2 separate regions of the Mus musculus genome follow, and region 1 is linked to region 2. A link is a loop called in an ENCODE intact Hi-C map of the cell type or tissue named here. Cell type or tissue: heart. All regions are shown on one strand. Each heading gives the region's core, and the rest is flanking DNA. Links, peaks and the distances in the headings are about the cores only.

What was found. Hi-C counts contacts between places; a loop is a spot of excess contacts. Peaks named below come from ENCODE experiments on the same cell type or tissue, not always from the same donor. Only the 100,000 strongest peaks of a DNase experiment are listed, where the experiment ranks them.
Region 1: a loop joins it to region 2, with 3 times the contacts of the local background. A loop is called at or near these places in 7 of 42 quality-filtered maps.

What each region holds. Positions count from the first base shown.
Region 1 is chr10:7,209,287-7,214,664 of GRCm38, reverse strand. It overlaps Cnksr3 (Cnksr family member 3), which reads left to right and starts at 2,428. Exons shown (of 13, transcript NM_172546.2): 1 at 2,428-3,033. The coding sequence starts at 2,982. In heart, for the core only: a CTCF peak has its summit at 3,132; DNase peaks (open chromatin) are centred at 1,844, 2,394 and 3,124; H3K4me3 peaks cover 3,241 bases; H3K27ac peaks cover 2,542 bases.
Region 2 is chr10:7,155,850-7,161,227 of GRCm38, reverse strand. Cnksr3 (Cnksr family member 3) reads left to right here. Exons shown (of 13, transcript NM_172546.2): 2 at 421-584. Among named protein-coding and RNA genes, the nearest start is that of Cnksr3, 54 kb to the left of the region's middle. In heart, for the core only: no CTCF peak of the experiment used is centred there; DNase peaks (open chromatin) are centred at 1,957 and 2,367; H3K27ac peaks cover 726 bases.

The sequences.
Region 1 (5,378 bases), core at 271-5,270, 53 kb before region 2:
TTGAATGCTGCCACATTTCTCTCACTATGGGAAGAGTTTTGAACCGGGAAGGGGCTCGAGTCTTTTTACTCGTGTGTTTACTCAGTATTTATAGTAATAACTTTGTCTCTAAAGTGCTTAGGTCCTACTTCTCAACTAATACCAATAAATTTTGAGAGACTCAAATTATTAATGTGAAACTGATTCCCAAACTCGCTGGTCCATGTCCCCTCTATACCCCCTTGGTCTTTGTCTTCTGACTAAAGGTGACAGAAGAAAACCCTTCCTGGCAAAGTCCCATGATATCCAAGAGTCACTAGCTGTGAGATCTTTAATCTTCTTCATACTCAATTCAGTATGGCAGGAGCATTTACAACATATTTTGTTGATTGAATAAATGACCTAAACACGCAAGGCGGCTGGCCAAGAAAAGGAGATGCAAGGAAACACAGAAGACTGGGTTCTTGTATCCACACTGTAACATATCAAATTCAGTCAAAAGCTTTGTCCATTTCCTAATGTTGGAGGAGCCCTGGCAGCATCAAGGCAGAAAGGAGGAAGGGTGCCCCTGCTGAAGAGTGTGGGTACCAAGGAACCACACCACCAGGGACAAGCAGGAAGAAAACTGGCAAGTGTATAACTGATCGCTTTTGCATATACACCAATTTCCATAGCTGCTTATCTAAAAATCCCTCCTCTTTGATGTGCCAAACTTTCTATGTAAAGTTTACATCTGGGCTGGCAGTCAGCACACCCTAGAACTTTCACAGGCTAACAGCTATAATTAAGGTAGAAGGCCTTATTTACATAGCAATTAGCCTGCAGGACTGGAGGAGTAAACATGTTGCTAATTCATTTAGATAGTTAATTGGTCAGAGATTTTTAACTTGGCTTTCTTTGCATATTCTGCTTATGCGCCGAGTATAGATTGTGTTATCTGTGGGATGAAATTCAGCAAACTGGACTCTGGAACTCCAGCTTTTAATGCAACAGATGCAAAGGAACAAGAGAACATTGTCAAACATCAAGGAAAATTCTACAGCGAAAGCATTTGATAGCATTTGCTCCTCTTTGTGATTCCAGGGGTTATGCAGCCAGATTCATCGTCTTTCAACTTCGTTACTACTGTGTCCCCTTTGGAAGGCAGCACTGTTTATAGATGAATTACTTGCTTGGTCATCTAATCATATAGCTATTTTCGAAACTGTAGGCACAGTTCCCACTGTGCAGAGGTCAAGATGGTTAAGGAAAGACAGATGTCAAAGATCATTTCTTAAAAAGAGGGCAGCTACTCTACCAGGAATTTTCTCATGGCCGGTGTCAAGTTTCTGGGTTGGGTAATTACTCTTGGTTAAAAAAAAAAAATCGCTATTTTTGATAGTTGTACCTCTCCATTGCATAGACGAATTGCTCAGGAAGGCTAAGACAGTGTGTACGCTGTACACCCAAAACACTCACTATACAACAGATAGCTGGGTGCTAGCAGTGATTCTCACGTGTAATAGAGAGCAGCTATCCTAACAGAGGAAATATGAACGCAGTGGTTGGTGCAGGGAAAGCAACTGCGGGTATTTACTGAATCAATAAACACTAGCCACTCCCTTACTTCAGAAGATAAGTAGTTGGAAGGGGAAGATCAGATCCAGCTCAATATACCCCAATAACAAGCAGCTTCCTCCTTGGATAGGGTTAATAGTTGCTCAGGGGAAGATGGAAATCAATAACTATAATTGAAAGAAGACTTCACTAGGGCCAAAAGAGTGTCTGCATGTGTGTGGGAGGGAGGTAAACACCGGTTATAGGGTTTTCCCCAGACCCGCGCTCTGCTTCCAAATTGAGGCTTGTAGTACAGAAAGGGCTTTCCTCTCCCTGTCAGAGGCTGAACTAGGCAAGGTTCTCTCTTTTTTTCTTTTCTTTTTTGGCTCGCTGACAACTTTCGCCTCAGGGTTAATGACTAATCTGAATCGAGCGTTAGGTCATTTTGAAAATATGACTATTACATTATGTCAAAACACAACTCAAAGAGCTGCCATTCTGGTGTTATTAAACCGAAGAGTTGATACACTGTAGCGGCCTTGGAGCAGTGGCACACCGCCATCCATTTGTCCAAAACACACACAACTGGCCTACTTTAGGAAACTTAAAAGGCTGAATAGCTAAGGCGAGATTGCGACTCGAAGCTTTTAAAAACGAGAACAGACACATCTCAAACCAACACACAAAGACAAAAAAACCTGTTTACAGGATTCAGCTGCCACTAAGCTGGGACCTCTTCGGAGCCAAGCGGCTCTCCAGGACTCAGGCTGCAGCTCCAGCCCACCCCTTGAAGAGGAAAAGTAGATCCCTGGCGTCCGGAGCTGGGACGTAGGAGGGAAAGAAACCGGAGTCTACGTCATCGCGGCCCCGCCCCTCTCACGTGTTGCTCCCGCTCCGCCCCGCCCCCTCTCTTATTCCGGCAGCGCCGAGCGGAGCAGAAACTTTGCAACCCGAGCGCGCACGCTCCGCTTTTTTCCTCCGCCCGGGCGGCCCGCGACGGTGGCGCAGGAGGTGGGACCCACTGGCGGGAAGGCTCGAGGCGGGGGCGCACGCGGAGTGGGGACCTCGGGGACGGACACCGCTCGCAGGAGCCGCGGAGGGCCAGCCGACCTAGAAGTTCCCGGCCAGAAGAGTCCCACGCCAGGGCAGCCCCGGCCTGGGGTTTGAGGTTGCAACCTGCTCCCGCTGCTGCGGTGGTTGCGGAGAAGCAGCTGTAGCAGAGAGCGGCGTCGGGGGAACTGCATCTGGACAGCGGTAGCTGCGGGGAGCAGCCGTACGGGACATAGCTGTCCCGTGCGCAGAGACCCAGGGCCGCGCTTCCCTCGCAGAAACCGCAGCGCGATGGCCCGCTGACTGCGGCCATGCAGGCTTGAGCGGACTCCCGGCACACGCAGGGGACAACCACGGGCGCAGGCTGCAGGACTCCTGTCGATTGCCTAGCCCAGCGGACAGCGAAGCTGCTTACCATGGAGCCCGTGACCAAGTGGAGCCCCAAACAAGTGGTGGACTGGACTAGAGGTGAGCGAGCCGTGGAGGACCCCCGCGCCCTACAGCCGGGGAGATGGGGCGGGCCAAGAGTTGGGCACTGGAGTGCTCTGCCCCTCCTGCCGGCGACAAAGCAAACTTCTACTGAGCGGCTTGTGCGTCTCTTTCTGGTGCGCCTGCTCCGATCGGTTTCTTTCGGTGGGGGTGCGCGTTGACTGCAGCCGACTGGACACCTATATTTAAGTCAGGGAGCTATGGGATGGCCTTTCCGTGGAAGATTGGCTGGGAATGTGGGGCTTGGGATTTGGCGCCAGGGCACTCTCTCTGCCAGTTCGGGTACGGTGGACTTGCTGCCTGTAGCCAAGCGCAGAGGCACAAGGCGTCTTTGTGTGGGTGACTGCCCCTGGCCCTGGATCTAGTAAAGGCTGCGGGCCCAGAGCAGTTCGCGGGCGTGACCTGGCAGTTGGGCAGGTAGACGAAGGCTCCTGCGGCCAGCCCAGCCTGTTTGTTTGGGTTGGAGAGGGCGAACGGGCTTTCGCGCCTGCGAGGACCCTAGCGCCAGGACTCCCGCAGAGGCAGGGACTCAGCTCTGGAGGCGCCAGGACCCCCAAGGGCGCAGCGTTTTGAGGCCAGTTAAGCACTGAGAGGGAGCCGAGTGTCTGGACTACAGTCTGGTTCTGTACAGTACTCGGGAAGAGGAAACTCAGTGGGTGCTGGACGGTGTAGCAGGAGTGGAAGGGTCCCTGTTACTTTATCTTGTCTCTCCCGTGATTGCTAGGGATAGTTGCTAGAGTTACTCAGCTCTCTTTGACCTCTTTCAATAGTACAAAGTTTACCGAAATCAACCAGTGGAATCTCAGGGGTCCCACCTCCTCACTTCAACATCTGTTTCAAGTTATCCACCCCTGCTCCCAAACCCCCATTGGTCTTCCAGGTGAAGACTTGGCTAAGCACTCTCTCTCCCTTTGTTTTTGTTCGTCTCAGTAGACGTGAGTAGTCAGTGATGCTGGTGTGTTCAGATTATCTTTCAAGCTGCCCTACCCGTCTGTGACAATGGAAACCCCATCCTGTCATTTCTCAAGCCAGTGTCTTATATAGGTCACTGGAAAGGGGCTGTCCAGGTAGTGAAGAGTCTGGTGTATGTCTGATTATCCCTGGCTTCTGGAGGAAAACACAGAATACTGTCTTAGGAAGTAGGTTTTTTCTATCGGCCAGACTTTTCCAGGACTCTCAAAGTAAAGCCATGGGAAAAAGGATGACTACATAGGCCTGAGTGACTCTGGCTGAGTGAGCAGTAAAACATGGTTAGCAGCAGTAGACTTAAGTTATTTTAAGCCCCTTCCCTTAACTTGAAGTGTAACTTGTACTGAAGACGGTACCAGGTGCTCCAGCTAGCTTGCTGAGAGGAAGCAGATGGCTTGCTTGACTACCATGGAGGGGTCCTCAGAGCCTGCTGAGCCAGTAGCTACATTTACTCTCAAGTCCTTGACATGTGGCTGATTGTTATTGCCAGGTACTAGGTATGCAATGCACAGGGTGTCTGGAGACTCAGTGTGAAGAAGGAGTAGAAAATATTAACGATTTTCCTACTTATTACATATCGATGAGATGGTATTTTGAATAAAATATACTACTAAAATTAACTCCAACTGTTTACTTTTTATTTTCTGAATTAGGGCTTCTACGTTTAGTGGTAACATGGCTCAGGCTTATGGCTCATATTCTATCTTTGTTTATGGTACTGTTCTAGTCTCATGAAGAGGTGTCAGAGGATCACGCTGGCTTTCCTGTGGCTCTGCCAGACTTGATAAGGTAACAGAAAAATGGTTAACAGGCACACAGGAGAGAGAGAGAGGCCCTCTCTCCCCTTTGTTTTTTCCTTCATTTCTCTTAGAAGGGAGAAAAATGTTAATTCTCATCCTATTATTGTCATTGATTTAAAAGGAAGAAATGTTAAAACACATTTTGGGGTACCTTTGGCTTTAAGGCTTGGTTGAGGATACTTTCATCTAGGAAAACTCTTGTGCTGCCCTGAACGAGCAGTCGTGGTGGTCGAGCTCAGGACCCCGGATGTTCACTCATTTTAGGTTACATACTGTGATGGCAACATCCAAGATTGGCCTGGATGCTTTGCATTAGAATCTTTAAATACATACATACATACAAGAAGTAGGTAAGTTAAAAGGTGGAAATTATTTGTGTTTCGATCTCCAAATAAATAAATAAGTGTACTTGCTGAACTCTTGAATGGAAGAGGCCATGTTCTTCCAGCTTTCATGACTTATTACGTGAAGGTTTCTTGCTATCATGCTGCATGGGTACTGACCTTGTAATAAGTGGTTGACAGTTGTCTGCTTCGCGGGTTGTTTTTAGCTGTC
Region 2 (5,378 bases), core at 114-5,113:
ATGATTGGCTTTGCCTAAGTCACGTGATTGTCTCCAACTCTGGCACTGGAGCATTGTTGCCGGGCTGGCTGTGTATCAGTCACAGTTGCAAGCACCTTGATTGGTAGGCCTACTGGGAGAGGAGTGCTGTCCCCAGAGAAGGGTTGCTTAGCAAACAGATAGCATGCATTTAATACAGATATCAACGGTTCAAATCCTCGGGGGTTGGTGTTTATCCCTTTAGTTGACAGGAAATGCGAAGTGTCTGTCAGAAAGCCATGCTGCACTGGATCCATTTGAGAGTTTGCAGTGCCCACCGGGAAGGGGTCCTTCAGGTGGGACACGTGTCCAACGATTGCTAAGACTGATTTAGGTGTGGGCAATGCTTGGGGCGCTGTGACACCGTGACAGTAATGGGCTTTCCACGGTTTATTTTCCTAGGGTTGGATGACTGCCTGCAGCCATATGTGCACAAGTTTGAGCGGGAGAAGATAGACGGGGAGCAGTTGCTGAAAATCTCCCACCAGGATCTCGAGGAACTGGGGGTCACACGGATCGGCCACCAAGAGCTGGTGTTGGAGGCTGTGGATCTTCTCTGTGCACTGGTTAGTCCGGTAGAAGGTCAGCCCGTCCTCACGTTCTTAGGAGGATGGAAAGAAGTATCAGCGGACCATCAGAGAAGACAAGGCAGCTTCTAGAACGGAGGCTGGCAATTCATAAGCCGTGAGCTTAGTCTGGCACACTTGTATGCGTGCATGCGTGCATGCATATGTTTGTGTGAGTGCTCGTTTACATGTTAAATGCACATGCATGTGTGTATGTCTGTGTGGAGGATGAAGGACAATTTAGAGCTTTACCCATGGAAACGCTGTCCACCTTTGAGATAGTCTTTCATTGGCTCCAGCTCACCAGTTAGAGTAGAATATCTGACTAGTAAGCCCCAGGGGTCCTTCTGTTCCCACCTCTCCAACCCCTGGAGTTCAACTCTGTGGCCTTGAGCCTAGCTTTTATCTGTGTGCTGGGCATTGATCTTAGGGCTCATGTTTACAAGGCAAGTATTTTACCAACTGTCTGAGCCATCTTCCCTTTCTTTTCCATCTGAGTGAATGAAGGAATTTAAAAATTAGCATACAAGGTATTAGATAACATGATGTTTTTAAATAAAGCGTATTTTAGTAGATTCTCCCCTTCCCTCTCTCCCCCACCCTTGTCTTCCGTTCTCACCCTTCTTCCCTCAGACTCTTTCCCTCCTTGTTGGCACATTTATCTTTTTTGTTTACCCCACTCTCCCTCTGCACCTTTCTTTACCCTCTCTGGTCATATTTCTAGCCTCTTAGCCTTTATCCACATTTACACCCACTCACATAAACACCACACCCCCATTTGCTAATAAAGTTTTATTAGACTCAGTGTGCACAGTTGTGGATGTATTTACTATCCGAGGCTGCCTTTGTGCTGCGAGGACAGAATGGAGTCTCTAACAGAGACCACATGCCCCTCCAAAACCCAGAGTGTTTATTGTCTCATGTACAGAAAAGTGTTGTCTGTTACCAAAAAACCCCCACGTGTCTGTGTTAGGCTTATTTTCCATCTTTTATAAAGCACAGAATGATGGAGACAGCTGTTAATGGGGATGCCATTTTCAAAGTCGAAATGAAAAATGCTATATGTCCACGTCTGTTTCTGTGACTATAAAAAGCACTGTGAGTTTCACAGATACTCTGTTTAAACAACTGGTGTTTGTGCTCGACATGATCAACCAAAGAAATGGCAGCTAGATGGGCAGGAATGTGAACTTTGCTCCAGAGTTTCGCTGTAGAGGGCAGGTGTGTGAACTCTGCCCAAGTCCTGTATGGCTACACCTGTGCTTCCTAAGGAATTCATTCAGATGTGGCATAAAAACACCCATAAAGGTACTTGTTTACAAACTGGCTGGCATGGGTGGGACTCAGGTCTCTTGTCATGGTGCCACGCTTAGGAAACTGTTCACTTAACTGTCGGGGTTGGCACCCCTCCCCCTCCCCCTTTCCAGCATTCAGGCTGGTTTAGTAATGCTCTGAAGCTGAGCCAAGGGGATATACAATTACATCACCCAGAATGGTGGGAATGAGTGTGTGGGGATGCTGCCACTGCTGGTCTGCATTCCATCGATTATATAATACTTGCTGCGTTGCGAGTATTCTTTTTCTTAAAATGGACAGAGCCTTGTCTTCTGCTCTGAGACGCGCAGCTCTTGTTTAGGAGAGTAATGGGGAAATTATTTGTGGTTGATAAATGAGCTGTCACAAGGGAGACACAGTGGACAAGAGGTCTGCGTGCTGGCCGGGAAGGCAGGATTTTTGTATCCTAATCTTGGCTCTGCTCCAGGCTACTCCTTCTGCGACTCCTGGGGGAATATGGTGTCTGTTCCCCTCATCTGTACACTAACTGTCACCGTAGATGTGGCCACGCACTCGTGGGTGTTCTGCATGGCTGGGATATGCCCCGGCATCCTGTTTATTATTAAACTGTCTGCTCTTCAGAGCCAAACATGCTTGAGTTTACTTCTGTCACACTTTCCGGGAAACACAGCCTTGTAGTCTTTTCTGCTGGAATGCCCTGTGCTGTTGCGTCTGTCTTTTTGGTTGTGGTATACTTTGAGGACTAGAAAACTGCTTTGAAATTTGTAGCATGAAGACGAGGAGAACAGGTCAGCTTCCAGCAGTTATGTGTCTCAGGAGGAGGAGGAGAAATAGCAGAGGCCCCGTGGACAGTCTCTCTAAGCTTTTCTTTTTGCTTCCTCTTAAAGCGTTGCACTAAAATGAACAAAGCTGGACCCATGCCAGAACCTAAAGCTGTGTTGTATCTCCTACAATTTCCTACTAATTTCCTCTATAGACCATGCTGTGACCTCAGTCTCACCAGGGACCTACCCTGAACAGCAGTGCACCTTGACTGCCTTGCTGGGGGATGAGGGGTCGCACCCCTCCTCCAGAGTCTGCAAGTGAATGTTTTTCTGAGAGAGTCTAACACTTTATTAAATATCTTCAGTCTTCATATAATCTTCAGTAAAATACTGTTGTAACACAGCATCATTTTAGTGTTTATTTAATCTGCTGCCATGCAGATCATGGGGTGTTTACCTGAGAGTGTTTTACATTGAATAATTCATTTGCAGGTCAGTTACTGTGCAGCTGTAGTTGGCCCTGGTGCTTTAAAGAGGTTTCTAGGTAAACTAGTTTTAGTGGCTGTTGATTTTTTTTTTTTTTTTTTTTTTTGATGGACAGGAAGTAAGCAGAAGTTGGATTAAGAAAAGATGTAGGGGTAAGAAATCATTGGAAAGTTTTAGAGCAATGATAAAAGTGGATAGAATAGAGAATAACCTAAACCAGAGAGAAGGAGTCTCCAAACTCATCAATTATAGCTAGAGGGTAAGAAGGGATACCATCCCAAGTTCAAGTGCCCCCCTCCACCACTCAGGGGCAGAGGGTGACTGACATACACCATAGCTGCCCTGTTCTCTTGAGAAGGCTTTTGCCTCATCTGGCTGCTTATGTGAGGACTAACTAATTAAATAAAAGTTGGCTCTCCGTTACGCTAGCTTTATCACAAGTATTCAGTAGCTGTGGGTGCCAGTGGCCACCATATTGGAACACAAGACCGCAGACAGTTCTGTTGGACAGCATTGGTGGGAAACATTCACGGGCAGTGAGAAATGTCATGGACACCCAGGCTCTTTACCAAGTGGGTGAAGCTCTGGTTTTCTGAAGATAAAAAGGTGGAAGACAGAGGTGTTGTGAACAGGGTTGTGCCAGTGTTGAATGATGCCATCCTAGATTTGTAACAGGGGAATGGCTGTGTGGACCACCATAGCATATCTGCATTGTGCTCCCCCTCAGGCCGCTCATTGATCATCATTTACCTATAACACATCATTCAAAACAGTCTCTCTCTCTGATGGAGAGATGGTAGGCAGCAGGGGAGTTTTGCTGCTCATTTTATTCGACTTGATCTTGCTCAAGTTGATAATATACAGAAAACGATAAATGACATAGTTCTTGGGTTGCCATTTAGTAGATGTAGGCAGTGAGTTTACTTTGATTCCGTGTTACCTGGTCACATGTATTAAAATATGACCAGAGCCTGAAGCACTGGAGAGAAGAAGAGGCAAAGCTATGTATGGTACCTTTAAAGTTTAATTGCTCCTTTTTTTAGTGAATACTCTCGATAGACATCGGCACCTGGGTAGGTGACAGAGTGAGGGAGCAGTCCCTGGCATGCTGGGCATAGTCCTTCCCTTCCAAACATGTGTGTCCTGTAGATTCCTTAGCCATTCAGTTGTGAGGTTTTGACATTAAAAGCAATGATGGGAACCTATCCTTATTTCTTCTTCTCCATTGAATAAAGATATTCTATTTTAAACTTTAGGGAAAAAGCCAGTGACGGGGGAAAAAGTGAATATAAGATTTAGATAGAATATTGATGTTACTACAGGAAATATTTTGAAATTTATACAAACTTTCAAAGCTGCTGAGCCAGCTCTTCTGCCCCTCTAACTTTTTAAAATTAATGCTTTAAAACTTATTTCCATTCTATGTGTTTGGATGTTTTGTCTGCATATGTGCCCAGTGCCTGCAGAGGCAGAAGAGGGCCTTGGTTTTCCTGGGAACTGGAGTCATGATGACTGTGACCAGCCATTTGGGTGCGGAGAACAGAACATGGGTCTACTGAAGAGCAGCCGCTGACCATAACCTAACTACCAAGTCATTTCTCCAGCTCCTAAAAGTTTTTTTTTTTTTAAACTAGAAGCATTATAAATTTAAACCTCCCATAAAGTCTTTTTAAAGTTCTTTTCACTAAAGCCAAAGCTGTATGTTGTTATTAACCAGTCATTTCTTAGTGAAAGAGAAAGTTCTGCAAACTCCTGAGTATGTGTATACTATAGATGTATAGATTGTGCATGTATGCTATAGATGTATAGATTGTGCTTAATTGTTCCCTCTTTGTCCCCGACATCGAGGTGGCTGAGGGTAGCTCAGACGTGTCCTGATGTTCCAGAGCAGCTAGGTCTCAGGAATACATACTGCCCATGAATCTTTGGTTAGTTTGTACTAGGTCTGCCAGTTCTTCCTCATTCTTTTGTTTCTTTGGTTTTTGAGACACAGCATACAGCCCTGCTTGGCTTCAAACTGTCTATGCTCCTGCATCAGCTTCCTAGTTGCTGGGTGGAGTGTGTTCACCCACATACCTGGTCTGTTTGTCTTACTCTTGTCTGCTGTCCCTCCTGTGTCCATCTTGTGTCTCGGCTTTCCCTTGGACTGGGTATTGGGAAGTGGAAGTACTTGGTATGCTGAGGCAGAGGTTGGAATCCCAGCCTTGTCTTTGGTCACCTGTGTAGTCTGGTGACACACCATTCTCGG